Linked DNA regions of Mus musculus: regions 1, 3, 4 and 5 are each linked to region 2. A link is a loop called in an ENCODE intact Hi-C map of the cell type or tissue named here. Cell type or tissue: gastrocnemius. All regions are shown on one strand.

Region 1 (5,000 bases), 230 kb before region 2:
TAAAGAAATACTACAATCACATAAATCGCTGTCATTGGATTTGACCATGAGGCTCCACAGAATCCAGCAGACAGTCTATAGATAGAAGTCCAGAGGCCTCCCCAGCCATAGTTTGTGTGTCTCCAATTTGAGCATTTAAAATCATTTGATTTTGGGGGCCTCAAGAGATGGCTCAGTGAATAAGATTACTTGTTCTCCTAGAGAACTGTTAAATTCCCAGCACTCGGATGGTGGCTCATAACTGTCTATAACTCCAGTTCCAGGGCATCCAATGTCCTCTTATGGCCTCTACATGTTCCAGGTGTGAATGGAATGCTCAGATATGTAGACAACATATCCATAAATGTAAAAAAAAATCTAAAATGTGATAATAATAAATAAAATGATTTTATTCTCTAAACCTTTGTAAATGTTTTATAGTTTGATTTTAACATTTTAAAATATTATAAAAAAATGACTCTTACAAGCCACCACTGTTCATTCTGCTAACTTCCTGGTCCCAGAAGTGCTTAAAGTGAACCTTTTTAATTTTACTGGTTGCTGAATTTAAGAGACAAATCATGACCACAAAAAAGTCACAGAGAAAGGGCATTTTCTACATTTCATCTCTCTTAGGAGGAATTAGAAAAATAATATATTCCAGTATATGTGTATAGGTTTGATGTCCTGTAGAAATACACACACAAAACAGTATATATGTATGTATATATGTATATGGCCATATATATATATGGCATGACCAAGTGATAAACTGAAACCTTCCATACTTTAGCATCTGCTGCTACCTTTGCAGCATTGTTTTGTGCATGAACCCTCAACTTAAGACTAGCTATTTTTTCTATGTTATCTTCTCTTATCTCAGACTTCTTTGGCCCTATCCATACCATCCATACTCTAGTATCGTCTCCTTCACATGTATTCACCCACTGCTCTCTTATTCATTCACTCTTTCCTTAATATCTATATCCATCTATCCAAATTCCTGTCTGTATCCAAAATTGGCAAGTAGCATTCGTTTTCTGTAATCTGGAGTACAAGTTCCCCCACCTCCACCCCAGAAGTCTTGGGCACTCCAGTAGCCAAAGATCCAGCAAAGGTGATATAAGACTGTATTGGGAAATAAGACTGTACTTAACAAGATCCATTTCAGAACTGGTTGTTTGGCGTCCATAGCCAACAGGTGCCTCCTGTGATTGACACAAAGCCGATGACCAATGTGAGCCTCTCTTGCGCTGTGGCACTAGTGGTACAGTGAGCTTGGCCCACTGCCTTGTGTTATACACTCCGAAGGAGAGCAAAGAAGGACACATGGAGGCAAAAGCAGGAAAAGCTCTGGCCACAAGAGGTGCACAGGCTGAGGACTGTTCATTTCTTGGTCGAGGGAGTCGTCTAAGCTCAAGGGCTATTCTGAAAAATATATTGAAAAAACATTTTTTCACACAATATATTTGGATCATGCTTTTCCCTATCTCCCCCAACTTCTCTCTTCTCTCTTCTCTCTTCTCTCTTCTCTCTCTCTCTCTCTCTCTCTCTCTCTCTCTCTCTCTCTCTCTCTCTCTCTTGCTCTCACTCTTGCCCTCGCTCTCTCTCTGTCAAAAAAATGCTGCTCCCAAATGGAAATCATAACTTACAACCAAAAGATCAATATGACAAAAATTTCCCAAACAAAGAAACATGAAACAAAAAAAAGTCTTCAAAACTACCATTAATTTAATTTTGTGTGAGCCATCTAGTGCTTGGCATGGGGCCAAGGCATGTGTCATTAATGTTACAAGTGAAGCGCCATTGGACAAAACTTACCCTGTGTCCATGGGTATCACTTGCCAATAGCTTCTTGGTTAGGGGTGGGGGCTCATGTCCACTTCTCTCCCAGTGCTGGGGCCCCCTCTAGCAGTCTCAATAGTTTAAAGAGTCAACAAGATAATTACATAAGAAAACAGAAGGAAGAGCATCCAAACTAAGTTACTGGAAGAAATTGTAATGAAAAGACCACATGCCTAGGTGCAAAGGGAACCCTGGAGCTTCCACCAGCAGAAATCCATTACATATCTCTGTCTTCACAAGGGAAGAGAGGGAACCGCTCCATAACTCAGAGATAGTATTTGTAAGGAAGGGTCAACTGATCATAGGTTGCCCTGCTAGAGTGCTCTTTTGCATTATACCCCTACATCTCCTCCTGCTGCTGGCCTTAGGCTAAGCTCCTGGAAGTTGAAAGGGAAGTGCTTTTGCTCATTGCCATTCCCCCTGCAGGACATCTGTCTGGGTACAGGTGAATACAGAGGCCTGGGTGTAACCTGGACTGGCATGGAAGGTTATCAACACAATAGTTATGACTTAATTGATAACAATTGTACCAGTAGGCATGACTGTAAGAGATAAGTGTCACGGTACTTGGTATATACCGGCTTCAAAAACACTTGCAGGATCACAGATATGAAACACTATCAGTAAGTAAGAGTATAAACTCAATCAGATGTTTACAAATGCAGCATTTATTTGTTCACCTCACCCCAAATGGTAACTGCTGATTTAGATCTTAAATCAGTAGTAAAACAGGGAAGTGACTGAAGTGTGGGCTGGGACAACAGCCATGTATTATCATCAAGGTCAAGCAAACACCTTCCACTTAAAAGATGTTAAAGTATAACCCAGGAGAAGAGAGAGAGAAACAAGGGAGGAAAGGGGGGTTGGGAAGCCAATGGCACATAGAATAGAGGCCAAATGTCTAATTATAGCTGACAAGGCCCTCATGATCTGGGCCTCTTTCCCTATGCCCCCCATGGGGCACTGTGTCCCAGCCAAAGTCAACTTTGTTTAGTTCTCGAAATAGCCCTCAGGTCCTTGCCCCAGCTGCTGCTTCGGCCTGGAACACTCTACCCCATTTTCTATTTACCCATCTCAACTCCTGCTTATCTAACAGGCAGGTCTTGGTGAGGGCCTTTCTTTTGGTGTTCCATCTCTCCCTCTCTCTAACAGGTATTCCTTTGGAGGTCTGGCATAGCAGACTCTGTGAGAGCCGACACCACGCCTGTGGACTTCTGTGAAGAAACTGTTCCTCCACATCTTCGTGTAGGCTGTTTTTTCCAGTGTGTTGGCATGACATCCTCGGTTTATCTGATAGCTACCTTCTTACTCTGTACCCTGGCACCCAGGATATGTATCTGCCTGTTATATCATAGGCTTTGCAAGACAAAAGTATGTCTGTCTGTGTGGGTACAGATTCCCATGCTGCAATAACAAATTACCATTACTCCCAGGTTTAAAGTGACACAAGTTTACCATCTTGTGGTTATGTAGGTATATGTTTAACAGAAGTTCGCTGGGCTAAAATTAAGGTATGTGGGAGGCTCTTGGGAAAAAACTATTTGCTTGCCTTTTCACCTATAAGTTGTTACCCATAGCCTGTAGCTAACAGCCTCTTCCTTCATCTGCAAAGCCATCCAAGGCTGGTAGCAGTTGCCAGTTCACGTCACTCTGATGCTGATTTTTGTCTGTATCTTACATCTTTTAAAGATTCTGATTATATTTTCACACCTAGATAAGCCAGGTCAATAACAATAATTTTAACTCTAGCTATCACCTTAATTCCCTTTTGCTGAGAGGTTTCAAGGATTAGAACGGGGTATCTCCGGAGCCCTGTCATTCTCCCTTCCATACTGTGGATGGCCAAGTGCAGAGCATATAGGAAAGATACAATGACTTGAGTTTGTGGTTGGGAATGTGAGTGTGGGGGGCAGACAGAATTTCTAGGTATACGCTGGTGTGTAACACATAAAAATGCCAGGTAAGTGGGTGCTTCAGTGTGTGACTGTGTGTGTGACTGTGTGTGTGTGTGTGTGTGTGTGTGTATTTTGGAGTTGCATATTAGCTGATCTCATTGGTGAAATGCAGATGTATACGATGTATGTTTGGAGCTTAGAAACCACCAGAAAGGGGAATATAAACATGAAATAGGTAAGAGTTTATTTTCCTCAAAACACCGTGAAGTATTTAGTTTCTTTCCCCTGGGGACACTCTCAGGACCTGCATTTCTGTACTCTATATTCCCATGTGCCTATGGCCACACTGAAAGTGGAAACCCTGTCTTGCCTGGACCAGGTAGCTCTGAGAATGGCTTGCATACATCAGCGTACTGCTCAGACGCTAGTACCACCAGCATTGAGAATTCAATCACAGTACAGTTTCCTGTTCTAACTGTGAGAGCAAAGCTCCTGACATGGAATCCTTCTCAAATCCCTAGCCCACTTCTTACCTAATGTCACAGATCTAAGACAGAAGAGCTCCTAAGTCATAGCTAGCCTGCCCCCTTCTTCTCACAGATGAGACATTGCCTAGCAAGTGGCAGATCTGTACAGGCTACGTGACTGTCAGACCAGAATGTGACCAGGGTCCCCTAGTGCATGCGATTCAGACCTGTATAAGGTATCAGGTTACTCTTTGAGAACAGGGATTTTGTATCACGTGCTCTATAGCATCAGATTTCTTCAGGACTCTCTGGTCCCAAGTTCAGGTGCTTCTGAAAGATAAAATCCAGGATGACATTTCTGAACAGACTACTTCTGAGAGGAGTTTCTATTGAGGAATACCATCCCACTTCCCACACAGGAAGCCAGATAGGACAGCCTGAGACTCTTAAGGTATCTATATCTTCTCCCCCTTTTCTCTTGAATGTTAGCCTAATGCTCAGACCTGAACTAGAGATACTATCTTCCCAAGCAAGTGACGCTTAATGACTTGTGTTTGTGTGACGATACTCAGGGTTCTTCCAAATGTAGTTACCATGCTAGATGCCAGATAACACTGCCAAGAGATACACAGAGGTCCTTGTCTTCAGAGGATCTAAGCGTCTAGTTTCTCCCTAGGCTCTGACAGTCTAAGCTGTTTCTAAGAGAAAAAAAAAAGGGGGGGGAAGGGAAGAAAGGTAAGGAGGGAGGGAGGGACAAAAGAAGGGACGGAGAGAGGAGGGGCTTCGGGACTACAGTAAGAATATGAGTATACAA
Region 2 (5,000 bases):
GAACCTAATGAGAAAAAGCAAGAGATTGTAACATCAGGCCAGGAACATTTCAAGGTGGCCACTGAAATGAGCTCAAGGTAGATGTGGCAAAATTATAAATGGGAACAAACGGGAATAGAAAAATCCAAAAATTGGAGGGGGATAGCAGGTTGAATAGGAACAACACGAAGAGGAGAGGAGAAGAGAGGGGAGGGGAGGGGAGGAGAGGAGAAGGGAGGAGAGGAGAGGGGAGGGGAGGGGAGGGGAGCGGAGGAGAGGGGAGAGGAGGGGGGAGGAGGGGGGAGGAGGGGAGAGGGGAAAGGAAGGGAGAGGGGAGAGAAAAGAGAAGAAGGGCCTGGAGAAGACAGACTTGAAGCAAGGTTCAGTTCAGGGGCTAAGGACCTACCATTAAAATCTCAAGATACACAGAATAGATACAGATGGTGAGCACTGTAATCCCCGTACATCGGAGGTTGGGGCAGGTTCAAGGCCAGCCTGGGCTGTTTAACAAGACCCTGTCTTAAGTCAACCAAACCTAACACTTAGGACACATTATGACAGTGCCTAGTCCATTCATTCAGCTCTAGAGAGGAAATGAATGGGACAAGTTTGTGCCTTACCAGCCTAAAATACCCAAAAATAAACAGGATGAGATGAGCAAAATATGAGGCAGAAGAGTAAGAAAGCAAAGAAACAGGGCAAACCGTTGGGATGGGGCCAGACAGAACAGATGCTGTGGCTACTGGTACTTGGTATTCCTGGTATCCAACAGGAAACTACACTGTGTGGGGATTACAATCAACCTGCAGTACAAAAGGCCATCTTCAAGACTTGCACAATAGACATCCTACACTTATTAAAGCCCAAACAAGGCTTTTGGTAAGTCTTTGGAAGACTGAGGCAAACCCACAGGGGCACAGAAAACAAACACCAAGCAGAACCAGGCTTTACTTGCAGAAGTGGACTGGCTGGGGAGAGGTCCTGAAAATACTCAAGTTCTATCATTTACTGGGATCTCTGTTCCTTCCCTCGCCAAGCAAACCTCTGTCTCCGCCCTATTATACATGTTGAATGGGGTGCAGGGTAGCTCTACCTCAGAGGAAGGCACACATTTGGACCTGATGTGGTCTCTATTCACTACCTCTCAAAGCCTGGATGTAAACTTTATGCTGTAACTGAAGGGTGTTTTCAGCTGATTCCTCTTTAGAAGGAAAGAATGCAGGAAGGACCCCTTTCAGACCCTCACTCTCAGGCATGGCCAAGTGACTGGCTTTTGACAGTGGCATGAGAAACGATGGGTGCCACTTCTAGGTCAATACTCTAAGAGCCAGTGTTTTGCTAAGTTCCCCCTTTAGTCAAAGCCGACAGGGCTCCCTGCATAGCCACAGTGGGCAAGTAATTGGAGGAAGCAAGAAACAAACATTCATCAGCCTTTGGGATGTTGGGTTCTTCTTTAGGGTGGCATACCCCAGCCCTTCCCAACTGAGCTTCCAGCACGATATGGCTAAAAAGAGCAGAAGCTGGGTTGTGGAGAAAAAAAAAAAAAACAAAAAACAAAAAAAAAAAAAAAAACCTTCTCCCAGGCAAAGAGGAAGTTTATGATCCAAGCAGCAGCATTAACAAGAGCAGGGATCTGTTTCGCCTTGGATGAAACTGCTATTTCTTTACCTAAGTAGGAAATCAGCCTCTTAAGCCACAGGAGGCAGAAGATGCACAGAACCCTTGGGCAAAAGATACATAATTACACGAGGGCCTAGATCTGGGAGTTTCTAAATACAGGAACAACAAAACAAAGTCTATGCCATCAGCACCAATTTCCGAGCAAATAACTAAGACTTTAAGGGAAAGTTTGCCAGAGTAGAAAAAAATACAAAGGGATGTAACACAGACCTGAGATCACTTTCCAGCTGTCTGTATACCCTGAGCAAGACGCATGGACTTTCTGGGATAGTTTCCTCCCATGTAAAGTCTAGGTAAAAATGTATGCTTCTTAAGATAACTGTGAGAAGAAAACAGCATACTTAAACTGCTTGGAGTAACTGGCAGATAGGTGGTGTTTAGTGGACGAAACTTATTTTATTACTGTTATCATAAATCATGTTAAGTATGAGCTCCTTGGCAAAAAAAAAAAAAAAAAAAAAAAAAAAAAAAATAGGGCTGCGGACAGAGGAACTCGGTTTCCATTTGGGGGAAGTAAATGGCTCTAGACTTCACAGAAACCCTGCTCTACCCTGCCCCCACCAAGGTCAGCGCTTGACTGGTAGCAGCCAGTTACCCTCTGCAGCCGGCAGTGAAAAAGAGCTGGCGGGTTTCCCACCGATACCAGCTGCTATTGGGTTCTGAATACTCAAAAGGCAAAATATCTTAAGGCTTCAGGGTACAAACCCTGAGCTGAGTTCTGAGGCAGCAAAGTCCAAATTAGAACCTTTCTAGGTCCAACTTCAAACTTCAAGTCCTAGGCTGAAGGGAGGCTTAAGGGAAGAGTTGGCTCCCGGTCCTTTTTCTATCTTGCTTACGGGCTCCTGCCAAATCTCAACCCAGGATCCTCCAAATCACCCCACCCCCACCCCACCGACGGCCCAGGGTAACTCCGAAGCTGGTAGGGAAGGGGGCTATTCTCAGAGTCAAAACTAATGCCTGGCAGCCCGGTGTAGTGGACCTCATTCGCTCTACTTCTAGATGAGACCAATAAAGCTCAGAGAAGTTCTGAGATTTGCCCTTATGCCCTGGGAGAACCAAGCTTGCCACCTCTTTAGTCCTGAGGGGTGGAGGGTGGAGGGCTGATAGCAGAACCTTAGAAAAGAAATAACTTACATGTGTCTAGCGCTTCCTAGAGGCCGCACAGGATATGACTCCACCAGTGAGCGGGGAGGGGAGTTTTCAGCCTGTTTCTACCAGGGACTCCTGCTTAAGCACCGTGACTTGGGGCGAGTCCGCAGCTCTCAAGGCTTGTTTTCCCAGAAGCAAATCAGGGAGGGAGGAAGGGCGGGCGCAGACTGAGTGTGCGCGGGACCGTGTGTATGTGCTAGCGCAGGCGATCGCCGAGGTTTCCTGAGTTTCGAACCTTTATATGTTGCTTTCGACACCCCATGGGCGCTGGGCTAGCATCTTTCACACCTAGAGGAGGGGTCCCTCGGAGGCAAAGCGAACACCCCTCCCCCGGCACGTCCAGAGAATAAAGTGTTGTGCCGGGGACCCTGATGAGTCGGTTCCGAACACCGCAAATCTCTGGTTTCCAGGTACAGCACACTGCGGCGCAGATCCTTCTCCGAAACTAAACTTCCAAGCATACTCATCTTGGAGGGCTACTCTCAAACCCGCTCAACTTCAACGCACTTACGTGCTCCCACACCCAGGGCGCACACAACCCTTTTAACCCGCATCGCTCTGTCCCCCGGAAGTGCGGGGGTGCGGAGCCAGCTTCAGTCACTCAGATCATTCAGCCCTTTCTCGGGCGTGCGTGCGTGTGTGTGTGTGTGTGTGTGCCCGCGCGCGGGCGCGCGCCTGTGTGCAACCTTCACTCCCACCCAAGCTCTCCGCCCCCGGCCACTAGCGCGCCTCCCCTGCTTTCTGGATCCCCGCGTCTCGGTCCCAGTCCCCAGCCCTGAACTTGAGCCCGCCTCCGACAGACTCCGCAAGGGTCCTGCCGACCGGCAGCCTCCGTCACTAGACAGCCAAACCAAGACGTCAGCCCACAATGCACCGGGCGGGCCGGGAAAGACGCGCCGGGGAGGGAACCCGGGAACACAAGCCGAAGCTGAGCGCGGGAGGGGGGGGGGGGAGGAGGAGAAAGAAGGGCCCAACTGTAGGAGCGCAGCGGAGCATTACCTCATCCCGTGAGCCTTCGCGGGCCCAGAGAAGAATCTTCTAGGGTGAGGTCTCCATGGCGACGGGTGGGCCCGCCCCCCTGAGAACGACGCAAGCCAATGGGAAAGCCTCGGGGTGACATCATGGGCTATTTTTAGGGATTGACTGGTAGCAGATAAGTGTTGAGCTCAGGCTGGATAAGGACTCAGAGTTGCACTGAGTGTGGCAGAGACAGCCTGGCAGGAGAGCGCTCAGGCAGACAGACAGACAGACGGACGGACTTGGCCAACCCGGTCGGCCGCGGACTCCGGACTGTTCATCCGTTTGTCTTCATTTTCTCACCAACTGCTTGGATCCAGCGCCCGCGGCTCCTGCACCGGTATTTTGGGGAGCATTTGGAGAGTCCCTTCTCCCGCCTTCCACGGAGAAGAAGCTCACAAGTCCGGGCGCTGCTGACAGCATCGAGAGCGGCTCCCGACCGCGCGAGGAAATAGGCGAGCGGCTACCGGCCAGCAACTTTCCTGACCCAGAGGACCGGTAACAAGTGGCCGGGAGCGAACTTTTGCAAATCTCTTCTGCGCCTTAAGGCTGCCACCGAGACTGTAAAGAAAAGGGAGAAGAGGAACCTATACTCATACCAGTTCGCACAGGCGGCTGAAGTTGGGCGAGCGCTAGCCGCGGCTGCCTAGCGTCCCCCTCCCCCTCACAGCGGAGGAGGGGACAGTTGTCGGAGGCCGGGCGGCAGAGCCCGATCGCGGGCTTCCACCGAGAATTCCGTGACGACTGGTCAGCACCGCCGGAGAGCCGCTGTTGCTGGGACTGGTCTGCGGGCTCCAAGGAACCGCTGCTCCCCGAGAGCGCTCCGTGAGTGACCGCGACTTTTCAAAGCTCGGCATCGCGCGGGAGCCTACCAACGTGAGTGCTAGCGGAGTCTTAACCCTGCGCTCCCTGGAGCGAACTGGGGAGGAGGGCTCAGGGGGAAGCACTGCCGTCTGGAGCGCACGCTCCTAAACAAACTTTGTTACAGAAGCGGGGACGCGCGGGTATCCCCCCGCTTCCCGGCGCGCTGTTGCGGCCCCGAAACTTCTGCGCACAGCCCAGGCTAACCCCGCGTGAAGTGACGGACCGTTCTATGACTGCAAAGATGGAAACGACCTTCTACGACGATGCCCTCAACGCCTCGTTCCTCCAGTCCGAGAGCGGTGCCTACGGCT
Region 3 (5,000 bases), 150 kb before region 2:
TTCTCCTTCTCCTTCTTCTTCTCCTCCTTCTTCTTCTCTCCTCCTTCTTCTTCTACAACTACTACTTCTCCTCCTTTTTTCTTCTATCACACCTACTTCTCCTGCTTCTCCTCTTCCCCTCTTACCTTTCTCTTCCTCTTTCCTCTTCTCTTCCTCTCCTTGTTCCTCTCCTTTTTCTTCTTCTCCCTCTCATTTTTTTAATTAGAATGAACTACAGGTTCTTAAACCCCTCTCCAAACAAAACTCTCATTTTATCTCACCTGCTCACAGGCCATACAAATTGCATAAATGTAGCCAGAAGTCCTATAAAAAAGTTATCAAAGAGCAGATTCCTTCTAGGAGGAAATAAGAGGAAGTTCGGGAAGGACTGAGTCTGGAGATTATGGTGCAGGCTAGACTTGTTCCCTCTAAGCAGGCTGTATCTGATGACCTCTGATAGATGACTTCCAAGAACAAGGAGGCAAGGACAATACAGGGCAAAGAGGTACATGAGATGGAGAGCTATGCTCAAATATACCTTCATCCTCTACCAGCAGGCTGGAGGCAGACCTTACTTCTCTGTGCCTTATGCCTCTTCTATGGACTGGCTCCTACCTGCCTTGCAGGGCCCATTTAGTTTTGAAAGAATTTCTGCATGAGATGGAGGGGTGTTTCAGTGACTGAACACCAACCTTAGAACTGGAAGATCTCACCTGAGACCCAACCCTGAACCATCTCCATTCTATCCCACCCATGCCTCCACCATGACTTCCCCTTTGCCTAGGTTTGCAGGCACCCATGATGGAGCTGTCACTACTCCAGAATTCTTTCTTGGACTGAAAAAGTTGTCTGAATCTCCAGAGCCTTTTTCCTTTTAGTGCTTTCCAGTGTGGCCACTGAAAACAAGGCTGGGCCCCCACCCCAATGCAGCCTTCCTCAGGAAAGAAGAAAGCTTTCAGCTATCCTGGTGAGGCCCATAGAATTCTTGAGGCTTTAGTTGGGTTTCTACAGAAACCTATTCAAGTATAAAGAAAAGAAGACTGGTGTGTTGTCAGCCCCTCGGCATCCCTTTGGTCCACACCCATGGATTCAACCAACTGTGAGTTGAAATTATTGCTGTATAAGGAAGAAAAAAAAAACCCTTGCATTTGTATGGAATTCATACAAAGTTTTTCTCTTGATTGTTTATTGAACAATAGAGTATAACAAATGTTAACAAAGCATTCAGGTTGTTGTAAGATTATGAGTAACCTGGGGATTGTGTAAGATATAACAGAGGTTGTGCGAGGGGTAATGTAGGCAAATACTTCCCCATTTTGAAAGAAAGTTTAGCATCAGCAGGCTTGGGGGGTTGGGTGGGTGCATATGGGCAACTATGAGTGATTATGTTAGCACACATCAAAGATACCCTTTGGAAGGTCCAGGAAGGCTTCATAGGGGAAGTGAGATTTAAACCAAGTAGGAGCTGTTGAGTGCTTGTGTAGACACCTCTGGGCAGTCATGTCAAAACTGAGATGCAAGCATAGGCCTTCATTGTTACGGCAAGAGGGGACAGGTGACCCAGCAAGGGACTTGTGGCAGTCTACCATCATTCTCAAGCTTTCAGTTCTTTCTTGCTAAAATCTACCCCTGGGCTGTTTCCTCTTCTGCTGGGGCTCGTATCACACAGCACATTTTCCCATTAACCTCATAAAAAAACCGAGTTGCAGCCTCCCTGAGGGCTCAGGTGTAAAACAGCTGAGGGTGGGTGGAAGTTAGGCTCCAGTGGCCCCTCCTTTCTGCACCTCCACTTGCACAGTGTGAGGAGAAACAGCAGTCCTCCTCCCTGGGCTGTTGCCTGGATCGGATGGCATGTGCGTGGAAGATATTTACTTCTGTCCTTGTTGGACAAGGTCGCGTAAATGATCTGATATTAGACCTCCGTCACAGCAGATAATGTCATACTCAGTGCTGCTTGCCAAGGGCTTGCCTCACAAGTGACTTCCAGCAAGTTCTGTGATATGCCAGGCCTCAGGAAGCGTGGCTAAAGTCCCTAAAGAGAGAGAGAGAGCCTTGAGGCCCAAGAACTTGCCCTGCAGGGTAGAAGGAGGGCTTAGAAGAAGCCATATAGTTTCTGTGTGTAGTTTCTGCGACAGGTTTCAAACACACCGGGGATAAGAACTGAATTCACAGCACAGTGCTCTGTAAGGCCTCTACAGCAGAGACAGCAGATTTCTCTATTGGAAGTCTCGGCACAGCTCCTAATGGCACCTCGGCTTCTCCCCTGAGGCTGCGCTCCAGACTAAGAGCCTGTTCTTCTCTGGGGAGATAAAGTAGCGCCTCAAATTTAGAAATCAGCCTTCAACCCTGAAAAGATTTCACTTTATTTCATGCCTTAATCCATCCTTCCATGGTGGAGCCCTGCTTTGTCTACAGTCTACACTCAGAGAGGTTTGGCCTCTGGAAGGCACCAGCATCTCTTGGAAGAACATCCACATGGTGCCTCTGCTGTCTTCTCAGAAGTTCCCAAAGTTGCCAGAGGATGAGAATAATTGCCTGCTCTGTCTATACTTACCTGAATCTGGACCTCTGGGGTGGAGGGGTAGGGGGCAGCAGCGGTGAGTGACTATTCTCTTCCCACTGCCTGTCTCCTGCTAGAGTATCTCTTTGGTCACAATAAAAATTACAAGTAATGACTTAGAGGACTCAGGAACCTAGGGGATGCAGGGCTGGTCCTTCTATGGATGAGAGGAGGCAGAGTGGGCAGAGCAGTGGATCAGATGGGCAGGACCACACAGAAGAACCACAGCAATATCAGGTTTCTTGGAACCCTGAAGGGAGAAGAAAACAGCCATCCCTGAGGTGCGGATCTTCCCAAGAAAGAGAATGCCATTTAAGGAAAAGAGTGATCCAAGCTGAAAGGCAGATTTTGCTTTCCCAGCCAGATCAGAGTTCAAAGGTCCTACGTCCAGCGCATCTGCCAGAATATTCCACATGACCACAGACATTCCTTCCTCTGGTTCTTACACGACAAAGAGCAGAGGGGTTGTTCGACATTTCTGAACCTCACCCATCTTCCCCAGGACCAAGACCTTGGCAGGCCACCACTACAGAGAAAGCAACAGTTCTAATCTGATGGTAAAATATCAGGAGTAATGATTATGCTGAACAGCTGATAAGGGGTTTGCTGAGGACATTTTATGTGCTTGGAAGGAAGAGTCAGTCTGTGTCTGCTTACTGCAAAGGCAATTCGGCTGGGCATGGGGCAAGACTGTCCTCAAAGCCAGGTGCTCACAGATGTGGAATAGACAGGAGTCCTACCCATGTCTTATGCTACCATTGCCTCTTTGGAGTGGTCTTGCAGCATGGCTCAGAACACTCAGTTTTTCAGCTATGTTAATCTTTTGTGGTGTTCTGAGTACATCCTACCTCTTCTCACCTCTGTACCTTTGCAGGGGCTTTTGTCTTAGCCCAGGACATTGCTTTCTCACTAAATGCTCTCCCAACTGAATGAGCTCCACTGTAGTTTTGTATCATCACTTGCTCCTCAAAGCCCCATAGGCAGCTGGAGTCCTAGATAACGGCTTTTTCTAGGAGTGCTTACAGCCCCTCTACAGAGTTCACCATGGGGCTCAGTCTCCATTGTATGGTGTTTGGACTTAGGCTGCTTTCTTTGAAAGACTGGGTAATACCTATCTCATTTACTCTTTATTCCGGGAACACAGCCCACTGCCTAACACCCAATAGGTACCTAGAAAGCATGCAGAGAGGGTTGGTGGTGCTCACATAGACAGCCCCCGTGGCCCACGTAGGAAGAATACGGGAAAAGTCTCTAGTAATGGGGCCAAAGGGCAGCTACCTCCCTGAGGAGAACCTCCCAGTAAAAGAGCTGCAGAACCACGGACCTTGTAGAAGTAGGCTTCCGGTGAGCACGAAAGGAAAGGTGATCTAGGCAGAAGGAACGGCGTATGCAATGGCCCCAAGGGATGAAGACCTTTGTGAGTCACAGAGAATGGAAGACAGGATGTGGGACACAGGTCTTGGAGCAGGGGGACTTGGAAAGGCTCAAGCTCTGGACTATTTTGTCACTTCCTGGTGATGTTCCTGAGTTTCAGTGAAACAGAATAATAGTGGTTCCTCCCTCATAGGAGGATGTGGTAAGATACAACTAAGGAGTTTTTGGCCAACACTGCCCTTGCCAAACGCCAACAAAGGACCAAGTTTTCATTCCATGCTGTCCTTTCTAGCAACAGGGATGAGATTTGCGAGAACTTTCCAGTGCACACCCTCACTGGGGACCCGAGAGAATACCCCAGGAATGGGACAGCACCGAAGAGGCAGACAAGTTGCTCAGGAAGGGTATGATCAGGAGGAAGCAAAGGAAAACTGTTAGCAGGAAGAGAAGCCTGAAGAGGTAAGGCATGGCAAAAGGAGCATGTCTGGGTTGGGGAAGATGGGGGGAGGTGTGGGGGAAGGTGGTGACAAGCATGATTGACAGCAGAGGTACTAGAATTTAAAATTAGACAAAGGGTCCCTAAAATAGCTGGGGCTGGGTGGGCTGGCTGTGTTTTTATCAAGTGGAGGAACTGCTATGGGCTTCACCTTTCTCCATGGTAGAACTGGCTTACCAGCCTTACCTTAGTGGCCTGTGGAGTCACCCAGTAGAATCCTGTCAACTCTCCTGCGTATGGAGGCCATGATCATTGAAGGAGGGACAGATGATTTCCTATGAGGTCTTTCCGTGCAACATGAAGGAAACCAAAAGAAAGTCTGAGTCTACATGTTCCCGGAGTGAACTGTCTAGCCCACCTGCTACCTTCCCACGTCTGACCTGAGAGAGTAAACCACCTTGAGGCCCTCAGCAACCAAAGGCCCTTTTGGTCTAGGGACAGGATACTCAGAAAGGAGCAAGGACAGTTATTCAGGAAGTGAAGTAGACCTAACCCTTGTGTCATGTGTGAGTACTGACCACAAGACTGCCGCTGGGACTTGTAGTGAACAAAGACAGGACCAACTGTCAAGCCTACCATTGCCAGTAGCGA
Region 4 (5,000 bases), 240 kb before region 2:
AGCAGACCTGAGATTTAACTGCATCTTCCTGGATCTCATCTTAATTTGCAGATGCTCTTGGGGAGATGAGAGCCAAGACAGGAGCCCAGCCCTGTCGGCTCCACATACCTTCGATTGACAGTGAAAACATTAATCAGTGAATACACTCTTACGCATAAAACCATGCTGCCTGGGCTCTCAACTTCATTTTCATTACCCTCTCCTCAAATTTGTCTGATACTATAGCTCTACCATAGGGAACAAAATTGCATAGGCTTTTTCTAAATGACTATTAAACCTGAGGTTCCTTTTCCATCAAGACGCACATTGTCAGCTTGACCTGAGATAATCCTAACTCTTCTGAGAGATTTACAGGAAGGCAAATACCTCTCATTCCTCAGGCTTCCGGGACCATGTGATGACCAACTTCAACCAGCTACCAAGAGGCCCCTATCCCCAAAGCGTGCCTTCTTCCTGGTGTGGCCCCAGGTCAAGGCCAATCCATTTTGCAGTGAGGGTAGGAATGTGAGGCTTGTCTCTCCAAGAAGATCCAGATGTTATGTTGATCTTTCATGACTGCTTTTGCTAAACGACATATGGTGGAGTCCTTGAGAGTTGAGTAAAGTTTTGTTAGGAAAGCTAATCACCGATGGCCAGGCCCCCTGTAGGACAAGGGAAATGTAGATGAAAATATAGAAGAATGAGCCATCACAGGAACTGGGGAAGAGAAGGCAGTTTTTAAGCCAGAGAACCTAATAGTCCATGTAGCTTGACCTCTTCATTTTATAGATGAGGCTTCATTCTATAGATGGCTTCCATGAAGTCACTGACAAGATCCCTGTTGGGGATGGATGGAGGATAGTCAACAGGGTACTTTTTTGTTTGTACTTTGTTTGTTTGTTTGTTTGTTTGTTTGTTTGTTTTTGAGACAGGGATTCTCTGTATAACCCCGGCTGGAACTCTGGAACCCTGGAACTCACTCTGTAGACCATGCTGACCTCAAACTCAGAAATCCACCTGCCTCTGCCTCCCATGTACTGGGATTAAAGGCGTGCACCACCACGCCTGGCTTAACAGAATACTTTCATGATGCAGCAAGTTATCCCTCTCTCGATTTATGCCTGCAGATCTTTGTTTAGCTTTGTAGATCTTGTTCATCTAGTCTTGGTCTTGAAAACTGTACCACTTAAGCTTGAAGAAATTCACTACACTCAAATGCCCACAGACATTGATCTATTCTAAATTCTCTGCTTCCCATGCAATATCACATGTCAAAATTTTACAACCCAAGGTGATAATATTAGAAAGTGATGGGGCATTGAGATCCAATTAGGATGGAGCCTTTGTGAGCAGGATTAGTGCCTGTGTCCATATATGATGCTGTAAAATGTATTACAGACCAGACTATCTATAAGTAATAGAAATTTATTTCTCCCAATTCTGGAAGCTAGAATGTCCACAATCAAGCTGATGTGGAGTATGGTGAAAACCGATCTTGACTTTTAAGATGGTCCCTTGCTCCATCCTCTTGAAAGGATGGATACTACGTCTTCACATGGCAGAAAGGACGAAAGTGGGCTAAGTGCCCACTGGAGCTTCATTCTAGAGGGTCAGAATCCCCTTTATAAGGAAGGAGCACTGCTGACCGAGTGACTTCCCAAAGGCCATACCTGGTAATATTCCTGTATCAGAAACCAAATACCAACATGAAACACAAAGAGTTGAACCACAGCAAGTGCTCTTCTTTTAGCAAGTGCCAGACCACTTCTTTACCACTCCCGTGAGTGGGGAAAAGGCCAGAAGCCTTCATATTTGAAGAACTAGGCCACTGACAAGCACTGAATCTTCAACACCTTGACCTTAGGCTTCCCATTTTCCTAAACTTTAAGAGACAGTTGCTACGGTTTATCAGTCCCCAAGTTTGTGGCACTTTGTTCTAAGTTCAGGTAGATATTCCATCCATGAAAGGTGCTGAATTTCCTACGGGGGGGGGGTGGGGGGTGGGGGGTGTCATACCTTAAATAGGACAAAGAAGAACCCCTGTCTATAAGCAATCAAAGGGAAGTCCGCCATCTAGTGACAGTAACTGTGGGTAACTATCCCACTGGGTAAACAGACTCTCGAGAATTCAAATCAACAGTGAGGGATAGTGTTTAAGTACAGCACAGAAGCAATTTTTTTTTTTTTGAGACAAGATTTCACTATTTAGACCAGGCTGGTCTAGAACTCAGAGATTCCCTGCCTTTGCTTCCCAAATGCTGGTATTAAAGATGTGTGCCAATATACCAGGCCAAGCCCAGAAGTTTGAATCATCAAAAAGGAAAGTAGAATTTAGTAATTAATTAAGTAACATTACTACTCTTTAATTTTTCTTTCCACTGGGTCTAACCTTTCCTGTTATGGAGAGAAAGAGATGCAGTCCCTCCCTACTTTTCAGTATAAATAATTGGAGCAATTTTTATACCATGCACTGGTTAAATTCCTGACCATTACTACAGGGTCACCTGCCTTCTCACTTCTTCATTTAACAATGATAGAAAACTCCATTTATTCTAGGCACAAAGATGGTTAACGCTTAGTCTCTGGAGTCTCTGGCACATATATCTTAGCAGGGGAAGTGGAGAAAAATAAAACAAAACACAAACCAACAAAACCACAATTACAACCAGATACTGATCATGATGAGGAGAGCGACAGGTAGTATTGGGGCAGCACACACATACACAGTCCATCTGGGGAAATGCATCTGAGATCAGAGAAGGTGAGCTGGGGGAAGAGTCTGGAATGAGGAGCATTTCAGCAAAGGACGAGCAAAATCAGGCGTGCCAGGTTTCATCAAGGGGAATGAGCCAAGGACCAGTATGAGAATGTGGGAAAACTGCAGTTTGACAGTCATAGGATTAAGTCACCAGGGCACACCAAGAAGGAGGCTGAACCTCATCAACCAAAGTAAAAAACTTCAGGTTTCATATTGTGGCCAAGTCTATTGGCAGTAAAGGCTAAAAACTCTGTCCCAAGACAGAGCCTGTTCTCCAGAATTCCAAATTTGAATGCTGTAAGTCAGCCAAACTCCAGTTCATCAAGGTCCCTGCCACACCTGCTTGCCCATGCCCTCACATGGAATGTCTGTCTGTCTGTCCCTGCCAGGTGCAGTCCTTGCTCCCTTGAGTGTAAAGTCAGTTTTCCACGAGGAAAGGAGAAGGGCATGATCAGACTCTTGCCTTACACCGGTTCTCTCAGGGAGATTTGGAAAGGTCCCCTGGGGGCAGAGAAATCCCTTAGAATGGCACTGCAAAGGTCCAGACAAAAGCTATTAAACACCTATAGCTGTGTCCTGGAGGCATAGTGCCACAGAGGAATGGCAACAACTGTGGAGCTTTTGATTATCACTCCCTCCATCATTCTTCGAAGGCATAAAGAGGCTCAATAATCTCAATGAAGTGTTGACCTGGACTTCTGACTCCAGGATACGAGACTGTACATTTCATCCATCACAGCCCAGGAGCCATTAATGTGGTGTGATGAAATGTGACTCAGCTGAAGTTTAGTACAGACTTTGGGATCCACATGCCTGAGGAAAACAGACCTGAGGGAAAAACCACTGAAGAGGACACTGATCCTGTGTGCTTGTAGCTTGTTGATTTCAAGAAGGGCCTGAGCCTATCTGGGCTGCAATAACAGTATACAGTACACTGGGTGGCTCATAAAACAAAAAAACAACAAAAGAAATGCCTATTCCTCACAGATCTGGAGAAGTCTCTGGCAAGATTCAATCTCTTATAAGGACATGTTACCACTGTGCCCACATGGTAAGAAGGCATGATTAGTCCATTTGTGTTTCTTTAATAATGGCACATATCCTATTTAGGAGGCCTCTACCATGATCTAGTCACCTCATAAAAGCCTACGCTCTAATATCATCACATACAGAATTAAAATGTCAACATATGGATTGGGGGGTGGGGCACAAACATTCAAACCACAGAATCTGGCAAAAAAAAAAAATCTTTTCATTTTCCCCTCAGAAAATAAAGAGAAAAAAATCTAAATGTGTTTATATAGTAAAACGTAAACACTAAGGCAGGGTTTGGTTGCGTGATTTGCTTACATAATCAATGTTTTAGAACAGAGTCGTCAGAGGATCCTTCCTAGAAGGACACTAGCGGCCTAGACTGAGACCTTCCATCTCTCCACAAACACTAAGGAAAATTTAGAAACAACCTTGTGCCCTGAGTAGCACCTCCAGAAACTGAACTGCTTCCCCTAAGACATAAAGTGCAGTTCACCAGCAGACAGCATGGACATTGTCAGAAACAAACAAGGAATGATCTAAGTATTGCACAAAGGAACACGCAAAGGGAATGAAGCATAGGAGGAATTTTTTTATTAAAAAAAAAAAGTCTAGAAAGCATAACTGATAACATGACTTCTGTTCTTTATCTCTCACATAGGTGACCACATCTCACTCCATTGGTGAGAGCTTGACTTCACAATCTGATGCACTTGGCTAATTATCACAAAGGAGAAGAGGAAAGGTCAGGAAATACGATTCCTTGCTGACTTAACTGCCCTTAATTTCTTTTTTAAAAGGTTTCTTTCAATATATCACTTGGGAACTTGAAATGCTGGATTCTCTGGCCCCTCCTTACATTGCTTGAATTAGAAGTTCAGAGGTTTAGGTCTAGTGGTCACCTTCCACAAGCAAGATTCTGATGCACTAAGGACTTGAAGCCATTGCCCTTAAAGATAGCAGCACACAACTAATGTTGTATTGAATTCATCAATGAATTTCTGCTGAGTTGTGTATTTCATCCAAGTGGGGAAAGTTCTACAAACTCCTACAAAGCCCAAGATGTTATTGGTCAGGGTGGAAACGGGCAAACAGCCCCCTGGGAGGTTAGGATTCAAGTCTCACATTAATTTTGAAATCTTTATTTCTTGCTCTGACTTTGGCTGTGATGATGGCTCCATTAGGAAACCTCTCCTCTCCATCCTAGGTTTGTGTCACATGTTCTAGCTCA
Region 5 (5,000 bases), 500 kb before region 2:
TAGGAGACAAGATCCATCCATGCTGGATGTGAATGGCACCATCTCATAGCAGGATGTGATCAAACAGGGACCGAGAGCCCACCAGTCTCCCTTTTGTTGAGTTTCATCTTGTGTATTGTGGAACCAATGTGTTGTAAAGAATGTTTCCCCATTAGTTTCTGATTAGTCCAATAAAAGGCTCCTTTTCTTACAACGATAATCTATACATTATAAAAACAATTATGAAACAATTATGAAAACTATCATGTAAGAATTACATTCACAATGTTCAGTCCATTTGTGTTTGGCAACAATTAGATCTAACTCTATTATCTATCCTGTCTTGGTGAGTCCAGAGTTCCATACTATTATTTTCCATCCTAACTTCTACTACAAACCTAAAAACATCTTAGACCTAAAGTCATCTCCCTGCTGTCCATGATGTGAGTTGTTCCTACCATAGTGAACTGAAATCGTGAGCCAAAATGACTTCTCCTGCCTTAAGTTATTTTCTCATGGGTTTCTCATAGCAACAGGAAGTGTAAGGAGGCTTTTAGATCAAATGGCTTTGTCGCTGGCATTCCTCACATACAGCTTCAGGCCCAGATGACTTTGCTAGTGAGTTCTACTAACCACTAGAGAGAAAATGTGTGTGTGTGTGTGTGTGTGTGTGTGTGTGTGTGTGTGTGTGCATGCGCATGCGTGCACACGCGTAAAAATACTCCCTAACTGATTCTTTAAGGCCAATATTAGTCAGAAAATATAACTCAGAAAATACAAGAAAGGAAAATTACAAATCAAAACCCATTATCATCAATGATGCTGGAATGCTTAAAATCTCAGCAAATGGAATCTAAAATATACAGTTAATTGTATGTCAGTCACTACTACATGGGGCTGCTACTAACTACCCTGGCTGAGAACACCTCTCTGCCTGCGATCATCTCAAGAGTTAAATGATCTCTATGGCACAATCCAGACAAAGAACTATGTCAGACTCCCCTTCTGGCTGGGAGTTTAAAGACGGGGCTTTCCCCAACCTGGTGTTGTTGTTGTTGTTGTTGTTGTTGTTGTCGTCGTCGTCCTTAAAAAGGCTAATAATTGGCTGTAGTTTTTAGATAAAGGTTATAGAAAAAGAACTAAATTCCAGAAGACAAAGCCCAGCAAAATTCATGAGAGCCTGGATAAGAACCTGGCACCCTTCCCAGAAACACAGTGCTCCACCAACTGGGTTATTCCCTCCTCCTTACTTGCAAACTTTGACTTCCTAATCCTAAGCCACCCCCCCCCCTCAAAAAAAATCATCCATAGGCCCTCCTCATCCCCTATTTTCCACCCCAGACCCCATCAGTCAGGAGCAGTCCTCTGGGGCTCTTATTCATACAGCCAGGGCAGAAGCCTTTAAGTCAAGACCAAGCATGACAGCTGCATTAGAAGGAGACTCCAGAAGACAGACTAGCAGCACCCCCAGCTAGCAACAGAAAAGAGAAACATCAGGACTCACATAGCTCACAGTAAAGACGGGAAACCCTTTAAAAAGGACAAGAAAATGAAACAAAAGACAAATCTACAAATCCAGCCACAAACTCAGACTTTAATTCTTCCTTATGGATTTGCTCCCTAAAAGCACAATCCAATGGGACCTTTTGAATTGACACACACACACTTGATCAAAAAAGAGTCAAACTTGGCCACAGTTTGCCCTTTAACTAGGAGAAGAAATTCGAGCTAAAATGTAAGCAGTGCTCCAGTGAATGGACCAGTGACAGAGGAGTTCCCCCACAGTGTGTGTCTCCATCCTGAAATGGTCATGAAGTTCATAAACATGGAAAGATCCCCCTATACCCTTCCTGGCCTGCAGCCCTGTAACAAGACAGATGGCATTATCCCATTTAAACTGAAGTACGCACCAAACACTATCTCCAGATGCTCAGCTTCTATAGCCTTAAACAGCACCAGCCTTGAAACGCTTTTACATTGCCAAACTTGAAATCAACGACTTAAAATGTTTAGAGAATTGTCCCCAAATTGGGGTGCGGGGCGGGGGTGCATTGCAAAATTCTCTTTTCTGGGAGAAAGAAAAAACACTTTATTTAATTAACTGTACACTACTCAGAGAGATAGGGCCTTAGGCCCCAGACATCTGTAGGGCAGTCATTGGGATGCAGTAAAGGCCTCTCCCTTGGGCAAGACACCTCACCCAGAATACACAAGAAACTGAAAGGCCAACCAGTGGCCTGGCTGTGAGACCCAAAGGTGAAGGAGGGAAACATTTAGCAGGCTAGAGAAGCTTTTGGGGGGAGCTGGCTAAGAGCCTGCGTGCCTGCAAGAACCCCTGGGAGGGTCACTTACTTGTCCAATATGAAATCACATTCTAGCTAGCAGGCCAGCAGGCCACCATGCACAGCCGCACCGCACCCAGCAGGGCGGTCCAAACAAGCTGTGACTCCGCCCGCTTCAGTCCAGCCCCTCCAGCAACCCTTGTAAGGAGCAACCTGATTGGTCCTTTGAAACGGGCACCGTGAATGGCCAGTACTTGTGAGCCCTGCTCCTCCCCACTGTACTGTAAGTCTTGGGTTTGCATTTCAAAATCCTTTCGCTGCCTGGATTTTAAAGATGCCCAGGCAACAGAGACGGCTCAATCTAAGCAATCCCCTCTGAGCGCCAGCTAACCTAGCCAACCTACAGTATGTGGTGGATATTTCCTGTTAAATCGCCCTCGGCTGAGCACCAGGATTGCTATGGGCTTCAATTCCTTGAACCCTTTATACCTGGTGCTTTTCAGGAACTCTCACACTTTATGCTGTGGTCGAGGCTTTGAGGTAGAGACGACACCGTAAATCTAAAAGATAGATGACCCCTGCCTTTGAGAAGTTGACATACCAGTAAGCTACATGGACTCTCGGTACCCTCATCGCTAGATACTGAGAGTCCAAAACCGGTTTGGCTTTTTTTTTTTCTTTTTTTTCTTTTTTCTTTTCCTGGGGACTATTCCAAGGTTGCGAAAACCAACCCTTCTCGATAACAGAGACTTCCTTAGTCAGACCTAGTGTGTTTATTATGTTAAGACTAGTATCCACATGACCTGAGAGTAAACGAGTGATCGATCTCTCTCCGTCATCCAGGTAAGAACTCGGTGAGGCTGAGGCCACAGGATTAGTCCTGCACTCTCCTGGAGGTCTTGGTTTGGATTTATTTTCCTCTACACAAGCAGTGTTCAACCTTCTTTGGTGACCTATATCAGATATTTACATTATGATTCATAACAATAGCAAAAGTAGATATGTGAAGTAACAAAAAATATAATTTTATGGTTGGGTCACAACAACCTGAGGAACTATTATAAAGGGTCTCAGCATCCGGACAGTTAAGAACCTAACTGTTAAGATCTACACTATGATTGCATTTCCAGCTATTCAAAAAATTGTCTGCACAGTCTCAGATCTGTTACTTAGTCATGTGGACCAAGCATACAACGGGAATTATAATATTAAGACCTGGTTGTCTTTCTTTCCGGAGCACTATGAAGAACAAATTAAGTACCAGACATGTATATGTTTTGCAAAAGTTTGGATGCTTAATACACATGCTACATTGGCTCAGCTCTTCCTTAATGTATCCCAGAAATGCAACGCGCCTGTTGCCTCACAGTCTATGGCTTGGGTGGGAACCTGAAAGGTCTCCTCGTTGCTAAACATAAACTAGTGTGTTGGCCTTTGTGGATAGCTGTTTCTCGTCTTTGCTGTATTTGAGTTTTTATTTGAGTCCTCTTAAATAGCATATGACCAGTAGCAAAAATAGTGTTGTGGCTGGGCCTCCAGCAGCCATTTTAAACAATAAAAGGACCTTGGGATAAAAGGCACACAGAGGAAAGAAACACGGTGAAAGAAAGTGAGTCCCTAATGCTGTGTACACCAGACCAGGCTGAGTCCAAAAGACCCCACAGCTCAACTAGCACTAGAAATCAGGTGACTGACCTCTACTACAGAACCATCTGAAACTACATCACAGAAATGTTGTGCAAACGGTCGGATGCTTAATACCTATTATGCATTGCCCCAGCTCTTCCTTAACCTATCCCAGAACGGAATGTGTCTGCTGCCTCAGGGACTATGGGAAATGTACATTTTCAGGCTACAATTTATGGAAAGAAATAACAAATCTTGAGTACTTTATAAAATACTAGCTGACACAATGTGGCTGAAAAACAGAAGAGGAAATGGCTCCATGCAGAAGGCAGCAAGCACATGGGATTGCCTTTCTTCATTAACAGTCTGCTCTCTGAAAATCTAACTCACTCCAAGAAACCAGCATCAATCCCATTGGAACCCAGTATTCCCAGTGACATAATTACCTCCCACAAGTCCTCACAACTTACATGTTCTACCACTTGTCAACATCACCACACTGGGGACCAAGCTTCCAGCATATGAATCCTGTGGAGACTAGATCAAAGCATATCTAAATTACAGCAGTAGAGTATACAGATGTATACATATGAAGTCATGCTCACTCTTATACACATGTAGTCACACAGCTGCAAATTAAATCATGATACAAACAGATATACATAGACACACTGATAGAAATCACACAACCACATGTGTAGCCAACCACACTTTGTATGACCATATTTGTATAGTCTTACATTACCACTTCATCCTCATATATCATACATATAATTATATTTAGGCACACAAGCACATAAATTTAAAGATACAGAAAAGCATATGTACACAAATAAACAGATGTATGCATAGGCATACATGAATACATAACATCGTTAATGTAAACAATTCCTCATCTACTTTACATGACAGATTTCTGTTAACAAATGTTCTACAGGGAAAAGAAGAATGTGTTCACTTTTTGCAAATGTTCATTGTTTTCATTCATTAGTCATTGAGTATTTGATGGCAATATATAGATATAAGATAATAAAGAGTACACTCAGAAATGATAGTGGCATCTGAGTGCTAAGGTCTGTCATAAAAATTAATGACATTATTGCATAACATATG

What was found. Peaks named below come from ENCODE experiments on the same cell type or tissue, not always from the same donor. Only the 100,000 strongest peaks of a DNase experiment are listed, where the experiment ranks them.
Region 1: it touches region 2 in a loop (6-fold over the local background); 14 of 42 quality-filtered maps call a loop at or near these places.
Region 3: a loop joins it to region 2, with 6 times the contacts of the local background. A loop is called at or near these places in 2 of 42 quality-filtered maps.
Region 4: it touches region 2 in a loop (2.8-fold over the local background); 16 of 42 quality-filtered maps call a loop at or near these places.
Region 5: it touches region 2 in a loop (7-fold over the local background); 19 of 42 quality-filtered maps call a loop at or near these places.

What each region holds. Positions count from the first base shown.
Region 1 is chr4:95,281,684-95,286,683 of GRCm38, reverse strand. No RefSeq gene overlaps it. Among named protein-coding and RNA genes, the nearest start is that of Gm32240, 76 kb to the right of the region's middle. In gastrocnemius, no CTCF peak of the experiment used is centred here; DNase peaks (open chromatin) are centred at 1,764 and 2,780; H3K27ac peaks cover 3,457 bases.
Region 2 is chr4:95,051,190-95,056,189 of GRCm38, reverse strand. It overlaps Jun (jun proto-oncogene), which reads left to right and starts at 3,968. Exons shown (of 1, transcript NM_010591.2): 1 at 3,968-5,000. The coding sequence starts at 4,919. It overlaps Junos (a long non-coding RNA gene), which reads right to left and starts at 3,873. Exons shown (of 5, transcript XR_867920.3): 1 at 3,808-3,873. In gastrocnemius, a CTCF peak has its summit at 2,822; DNase peaks (open chromatin) are centred at 2,262, 2,871, 3,778, 4,487 and 1 more place; H3K4me3 peaks cover 3,693 bases; H3K27ac peaks cover 4,207 bases.
Region 3 is chr4:95,205,883-95,210,882 of GRCm38, reverse strand. Gm12708 (predicted gene 12708) reads right to left here. Exons shown (of 4, transcript NR_166673.1): 2 at 4,596-4,693; 3 at 2,534-2,789; 4 at 1,149-2,011. Gm32240 (a long non-coding RNA gene) reads left to right here and starts at 2,937. Exons shown (of 3, transcript XR_376399.3): 1 at 2,937-3,096; 2 at 4,206-4,372. In gastrocnemius, no CTCF peak of the experiment used is centred here; no DNase peak of the experiment used is centred here; H3K27ac peaks cover 2,358 bases.
Region 4 is chr4:95,291,374-95,296,373 of GRCm38, reverse strand. No RefSeq gene overlaps it. Among named protein-coding and RNA genes, the nearest start is that of Gm32240, 86 kb to the right of the region's middle. In gastrocnemius, a CTCF peak has its summit at 2,061 (motif pointing left); no DNase peak of the experiment used is centred here.
Region 5 is chr4:95,554,923-95,559,922 of GRCm38, reverse strand. Fggy (FGGY carbohydrate kinase domain containing) reads right to left here and starts at 2,416. Exons shown (of 16, transcript NM_001113412.1): 1 at 2,332-2,416. It overlaps Gm40206 (a long non-coding RNA gene), which reads left to right and starts at 2,557. Exons shown (of 2, transcript XR_867942.1): 1 at 2,557-3,104. In gastrocnemius, a CTCF peak has its summit at 2,378; DNase peaks (open chromatin) are centred at 1,217 and 2,459; H3K4me3 peaks cover 1,886 bases; H3K27ac peaks cover 2,684 bases.